Regions from separate parts of the Homo sapiens genome. Here region 2 is linked to region 1. A link is an interaction called in ENCODE POLR2A ChIA-PET data of the cell type or tissue named here. Cell type or tissue: OCI-LY7. All regions are shown on one strand. Each heading gives the region's core, and the rest is flanking DNA. Links, peaks and the distances in the headings are about the cores only.

Region 1 (2,868 bases), core at 369-2,868:
CCCCCAGGCAGAACATGGCAGTAGAGGTGCTGGCACAGTCAAGAGGTGGCCAGTCATCCAGCCCCGCTGTCAGACCAAGAGGCTCCACAGAGGCTGAGGGTGTCCCAACAGCGGGGCAGAGCATGGAGACAGGATATTCCCAGCAGACCCTCTTCAGAAATTGAGTCTCAAGGGGTCTTGGGGAACTTGGTCAGCAGATGTCATGGCTTCATCTGTCAGCTGGTGGGTCAGCTCAGCGGGACTCCTGTCTTTAGAAGGGAGGCTCAAGTCTTTACTCTGTACCAAGACAGAGATGGGGGCCAGGAAACAAGACATGCAACCATTTTCCATCATCAAGGGGCGAGATGGTGCTTGGCATGAGGCAGAACTGGGCTCTGTCAATGCCACGCATCAGGAGGAACCCCTTTTCTGTTTCAATCCCTCCTGTTCATGTGTGGTGCCCGTTAGAGCTGGCGTATACTTCTGTTCTCCAGTGTCTGAGGACATGGAGGACCCATTTCCTCATTTTCCCCCTTGTGGTTGGATGGGATCATGCACCCAGTTCTCGTTGAGACCAAGATGCTGAGGTTACCGTTTTCTTTGTGGGACCAAAAAAAGAGCTCTAATTCGGCTTGAAACGTGTGTGTTTGTGCGTGCGTGTGAGAGAGGGCAGGTGCGTAATGGAGAGTGTGTCGGTGTTCCATGTGTGAGAGTGTGTAGGTGAGTGTGTGTGTGTGAAGAGATGTGTGTGATAGTGGTGTGTGAACTTGGGAGTGTGTGTCTGTGGTGCATAACTGTGTGTGTGTGTATGTGCAAATGTGAGTGTGTATGTGTGTTAATGTGTGTATGTGTGTGTGACTAAGGCGTGTGAGTGTGGTGTGTGAGCTTGGGCGTGCGGGTGTTGAAATGTGTGTGAGTGTGTACACGTGTGTGAGCACAACAGTGTGTGAGTTTGGGGTGGGCACAGGCCACAGCTAGTCTCTCTTGGGGCGTTAGATCTCTGCAACCCAAGCACCCCAAGTCGCTCTCCTTCCTCACTCCATCCTGAGCTTCCCAGCTGCTGCCTCTGCTCCGAACTCCCACGGGGAAAGCAGCGTCTCTAGGACCAGGGGCTCCGAGCATGGCACAGCGCCAACTCTCGTCTCTTGCCGCCTCCTGAGAACCTGGGTGCAGCACAAAACAGTCAAATATTTTCCTCTTCTGTCATCACTAACTAGAGCTCCACAAGTTCCCAGATTGCCGTGTTAGCTCTTCACCATAATTAGCAGTTTTCTGATATCATGCTAACACTCCTTAATTCTTCCCTCAGAGACAAAGCAAATCCGTGGGATGCCGAGGGCACTTGGATAACTTCCGCTCGGGAGAGAAGCCCAAACTCCGCGTCCCGGAGACCTGAAGTGTGGCCGCCAGTGGACACCCAGCTGAGGGATGAGCAGGTGGGCCTCAGTGGTGGCTGTGGGGTCCCTGGACACTGCTCGCCACTGGCCTCCAGAAGCATTGTAGGCTTTGGGGACCTGCTGGTCCTCCGGCCCTAAATGTGGCCCTGGAATGATGAAGGAAAGTTTGCCATCTCCATCCTCCTCAAGCTGCCTGAGCACCCCAGTAGCACCCACCCTGTCTGTGCTCCCGTCTGCACCCCATGTCCTGGGGCCTGCTTTGTGTTGCACCGGATGACAGGAACCAGTGCCCTGACTGTGACTTGCTTCTCCCTTCAGGGACACACAAGCACTTTCACAGCAAGGCTACTTTTCAGCCCTTCTGCAGACAGGGCTTCCTGCAGGGATGCTGGATGCAGAGGCAGGACGAGGATGCAGGGCCTGGGTCCAGGTGCGACTCCTCTCACACCTGGTACAGGTGGCCCCTCTCCCGGCAGGGCACCTCGGCTCCCTGGGGAGAATGAGAAAGGGGAACTGAGAGTTCATTGTTCCGTGGGGCATGCCACAAACCCCCAAAGACCCATCGGGTGAAAAGAAGAAAAACAACCGCAAAGCTATTTTCACCTGAGGCGGTCTCATGGGTGAAGCAGACGCCTGGATTACTCAATCCAGGCAGGGTCTCCTGCCTGGATTACTCAAATAATGACCCGGTGTGTCCTCCTTCCACCAGTGAGAAAGTCCCTTCTCAGTGGAAAATTATGGGTTGAGGTCTTTTACCTGGGGCCTCCTCTTTTTGTTTAAGATGGTAGTTTAAAAAAAACAGTTTTTTTTTTAGAGAAGTGTTTGTTTCCAGCAAACTTGAGAGGAAAGTACAGAGGTTTCCCACGTCCCCCCTGCCCAAGCACATGCACAGCCTCCCCAACTACTCACATCCCCCATCGGTTATCCATTTGTGACAACTGATGAACCCCCATGGGCACATGATCATCACCCAAAGCCCAGTGTTAGCATTAGGGTTCATTCTTGGTGTTGTACATTCTATGGGTGTGGAGAGCAGGTAATGACATGCGTCCACCATTTTAACAGAATAGTTTGCCCGCCCTAAAATTTCCCATGCTCCTCCTGTTCATCTGTCCTTTCCTCCAATCCCAGGCAACCACTGATCTTTTTACTGTCATCATGGTTTTGTCCTTCCCATAATGCCACATAATTGGAAGCATTTACATTTCCTCCATTTCACTTCATAGCTTGGTACCTCAGTTGTTTTTAGTGCTGAATAATATTCCATTGTCTGGAGATATCCTTATTTATTTATTTATTTTGATGCAGTCCCAGTCTGTCGCCCAGGCTGGAGTGCAGTGGCGGGATCTCAGCTCACTGCAACCACCACCTTCCATGCTCAAGCTATTCTCCTGACTCAGCCTCCTGAGTAGCTGGGATTACAGGTGCCCATCAACACGCCTGGCTAATTTTTGTATTTTCAGTAGAGATGGGATTTCACCGTGTTGGCCAG
Region 2 (2,917 bases), core at 213-2,712, 69 kb before region 1:
AAGAATCACCAGGTCATAAGAAGTGCGCTGGAAAAGAAGTGGGCCCTGCAATCCTTGAGAATTTCAGTAAAACTCAGCAAAGTTCTGAAACTCTTTTGAGGGTATGGCATATCACCTCCCAGAGCAGGCCTTGCGCCCCTGCATGAGGGCTGCAATGGAATGAACTCTCTTTAGGGCCTCGAGGCAACAAGGGAGCTGGCAGTGGGCCTTGTGCTATAACTGCCCAGGGCAGTTATTGAAAGTTATTGAATAGCAGCTCTGAGGTGGTGTCTTCTGAAGGTTGGAGATATTGGTAGGTGTGGCAATTTATTGAATTTTCTTATCTAAATGGAGACTTGACATTTTTGAATCCAGATGATTCTGTTTAACCTTCAGGGACAAGGCAGGTGCAAATATCACAATAAACAACAGCGGGCTGTTATCAGAATGCTTTAATGTGAGTATGATAAGAGCTGGGTCCCTGGGGTCCCTGAGAATGAAATAGATGGTGCTGCTTGATCTATGGAGGTAAAAAAAATTCGAGGTCTGATTAATAGAAGCCTAACTTGAGTTGACATAGTGGGAATTCAAGGTCTCTTATGCAATTCTAAGACATAAGCCATTTTGTAGCTCAAGGACATCTTTTTTTTTTTTTTTTTTTTTTTTTTTGAGACAGAGTTTCGCTCTCTCGCCAAGGCTGGAGTGCAGTGGCTCGATCTTGGCTCACTGCAACTTCCACCTCCCGGGTTCAAGAGATACTCCTGCCTCAGCCTCCCAGGTAACTGGGATTACAGGCACGTGCCACCACGCTTGGCTAATTTTTGTATTTTTAGTAGAGATGGGGTTTCACCATGTTGGCCAGGCTGGTCTCAAACTCCTGGTCTCAAGTGATCCACCCACCTGGCCTCCCAAAGTGCCGGGATTGCAGGCCAAGAACTTCTTAATTGAAGGGGTGACTGCGTTCTTTTGAAGAAGGATACAGCACTATGTACACAGAGGTATAGTATCCTGTGAAGAATCTTCCAAACCTCCCCAGAGAGACCTGAGGCCATTTTTCAAGACTGTGTCCTGAGGTACCCAGACTTTCCACGCGTTATTAGACCCTGGCTCTGAACTTGTGCTAATCCCTGGAGAACCAGTAGCCACTGTAAGGTTAAGAGACCGGCAGGACTTGTTTTCTGGTCACAACCCTACTGACTGACACAGAATCTGGTCCAGATGGGATAAAGTGAAAAACTGGCAGAAACCAGCAGGTGGCGATGAAAGTGATTCCCTAAGCTGCCCTTACGCTCATTAACATAAGACACTCCCACCAGCGCCATGACAGTTTACATTGCCATCGCAATGACCCAAAAGTTACCTCTTTCCATGGCAACAACCCGGAAGTTACTGCCCCCTCCCTAAATAACCTGCCCCTTGATTTGCATTGGCCCACCCCTTAATTTGCATATAATTGAAAGTGGGTTTACATGAGTATAAATATATTTGCCAAAAGCTTTCCTTACCACTCTGGATATATTGCCTATGAGGTAACTCTGCTCCCAGAAGAGCAGTACTGTTCAACATCACCTGCTTATCCTTAAGTTCTTTCCTGGGGGAAGCCAAAAACCTTCCCAACTTTGGGACTCACCTATTTTGCCGCAGCAGTGGGCCACACATCACAGTAGAGACATTTTGAAATAAGGGATAGATAAAGTCTTTGCCCTAGACTATGTCACAGAAAGTCTAGTGAGACTGGGAACCCATCCTGTGGTTAATTTCCCCGCTATCAGGATTACAATGGGAATAGATATTCTTAGTGACTGGTCCAATCTTAACATTGGTTCCTGGACGTGGAGTGAAGACTACTACAGTAGGAAGAGTCAAGTAGAAGTCTCTGGAATTTCTCCAGCACCCATCATTAAGAAAGTAAACCAAAGATGTGCCATGTTCCTGCGAATTTGCAAAGATGAGTGCTGCTGTCAAAGACCTGATATAAGCAAGAGCAGAGACTCCAGTCACATCTCTACTTAATTACCTGTTGAAATAGCCAGATGGCTCCTGGACAATAACAAGATGACAATATTAACCAGAGGGTGACAGTGATTACAGTGATGGTTCTGATTACGCTATAATTATTGAAGTAAATCCACAGATTGATCTGATTACCAAAGGGGAGATGGGTGACCACTACAGCATGGAGGAAGGAAGAACTATGTTTCTAACCACGGGGTTCCCTAGGGTGCCTTTTAGCACTCACTTGCCAGAAATCCTGGACAAATAAAAAACTTTGGCAACCTGATGAAGGCAGGACCACTCAGGACCAAGATTTTGCAGGAATAAAGATCTGAGTCGGCCAGGCGCAGTGGCTCAAGCCTGTATTCCCAGCACTTTGGGAGGCTGAGATGAGCGGATCACAAGGTCAGGAGATCAAGACCATCCTGGCTAACACAGTGAAATCCCATCTCTACTAAAAATACAAAAAATTAGCCGGGCGTGGTGGCAGGCAGCTGTAGTCCCAGCTACTCTGGAGGCTGAGGCAGAATGGCGTGAACGCAGGAGGCGGAGCTTGCAGTGAGCCTAGATTGGGCCACTGCACTCCAGCCTGGGTAACAGAGCAAGACTCTGTCTCAAAAAAAAAAAAAAAAAGAAAAGATCTGAGTCACCCTATCTGTCTGTCCAAGGTGATGGCAGAGGGAAAGGTGGAAGAAGGAAGCAATGTCATCAGCTCAGACCTTGACCTAGTACAGAAGAGGGGACTGTAGCATCTGTGTGTCTGATAATGAATTGTGGTTCCTCCTGTTTTCTCCCCCTCATGAAGAGTACAAGTCATGGATAATGTATGAGGTTTCAGGAGAGAGTATGACCAAATTAACCCTAATACAGTCACTGAGGGGACTTTGTGTGTCCCTTGGTTGGAGATACCAATTATTTCCTGAATAAAAGAAAGGACTCTAAG

Evidence for each region. ChIA-PET counts read pairs that join two places held together with the same protein. Peaks named below come from ENCODE experiments on the same cell type or tissue, not always from the same donor. Only the 100,000 strongest peaks of a DNase experiment are listed, where the experiment ranks them.
Region 2: POLR2A ChIA-PET joins it to region 1 with 6 read pairs; 2 of 35 experiments call an interaction of 5 or more read pairs at or near these places.

Annotation. Positions count from the first base shown.
Region 1 is chr2:100,245,824-100,248,691 of GRCh38, forward strand. LINC01104 (long intergenic non-protein coding RNA 1104) reads left to right here. Exons shown (of 3, transcript NR_103730.1): 2 at 1,289-1,415. Among named protein-coding and RNA genes, the nearest start is that of LINC01104, 39 kb to the left of the region's middle. RefSeq lists an enhancer at 2,107-2,216. In OCI-LY7, for the core only: CTCF peaks have their summits at 536 and 736; DNase peaks (open chromatin) are centred at 518, 1,138, 1,888 and 2,338; H3K4me3 peaks cover 1,588 bases; H3K27ac peaks cover 2,380 bases.
Region 2 is chr2:100,177,002-100,179,918 of GRCh38, forward strand. No RefSeq gene overlaps it. Among named protein-coding and RNA genes, the nearest start is that of LINC01104, 30 kb to the right of the region's middle. In OCI-LY7, for the core only: CTCF peaks have their summits at 1,216 (motif pointing right) and 1,429; a DNase peak (open chromatin) is centred at 1,290; H3K4me3 peaks cover 391 bases.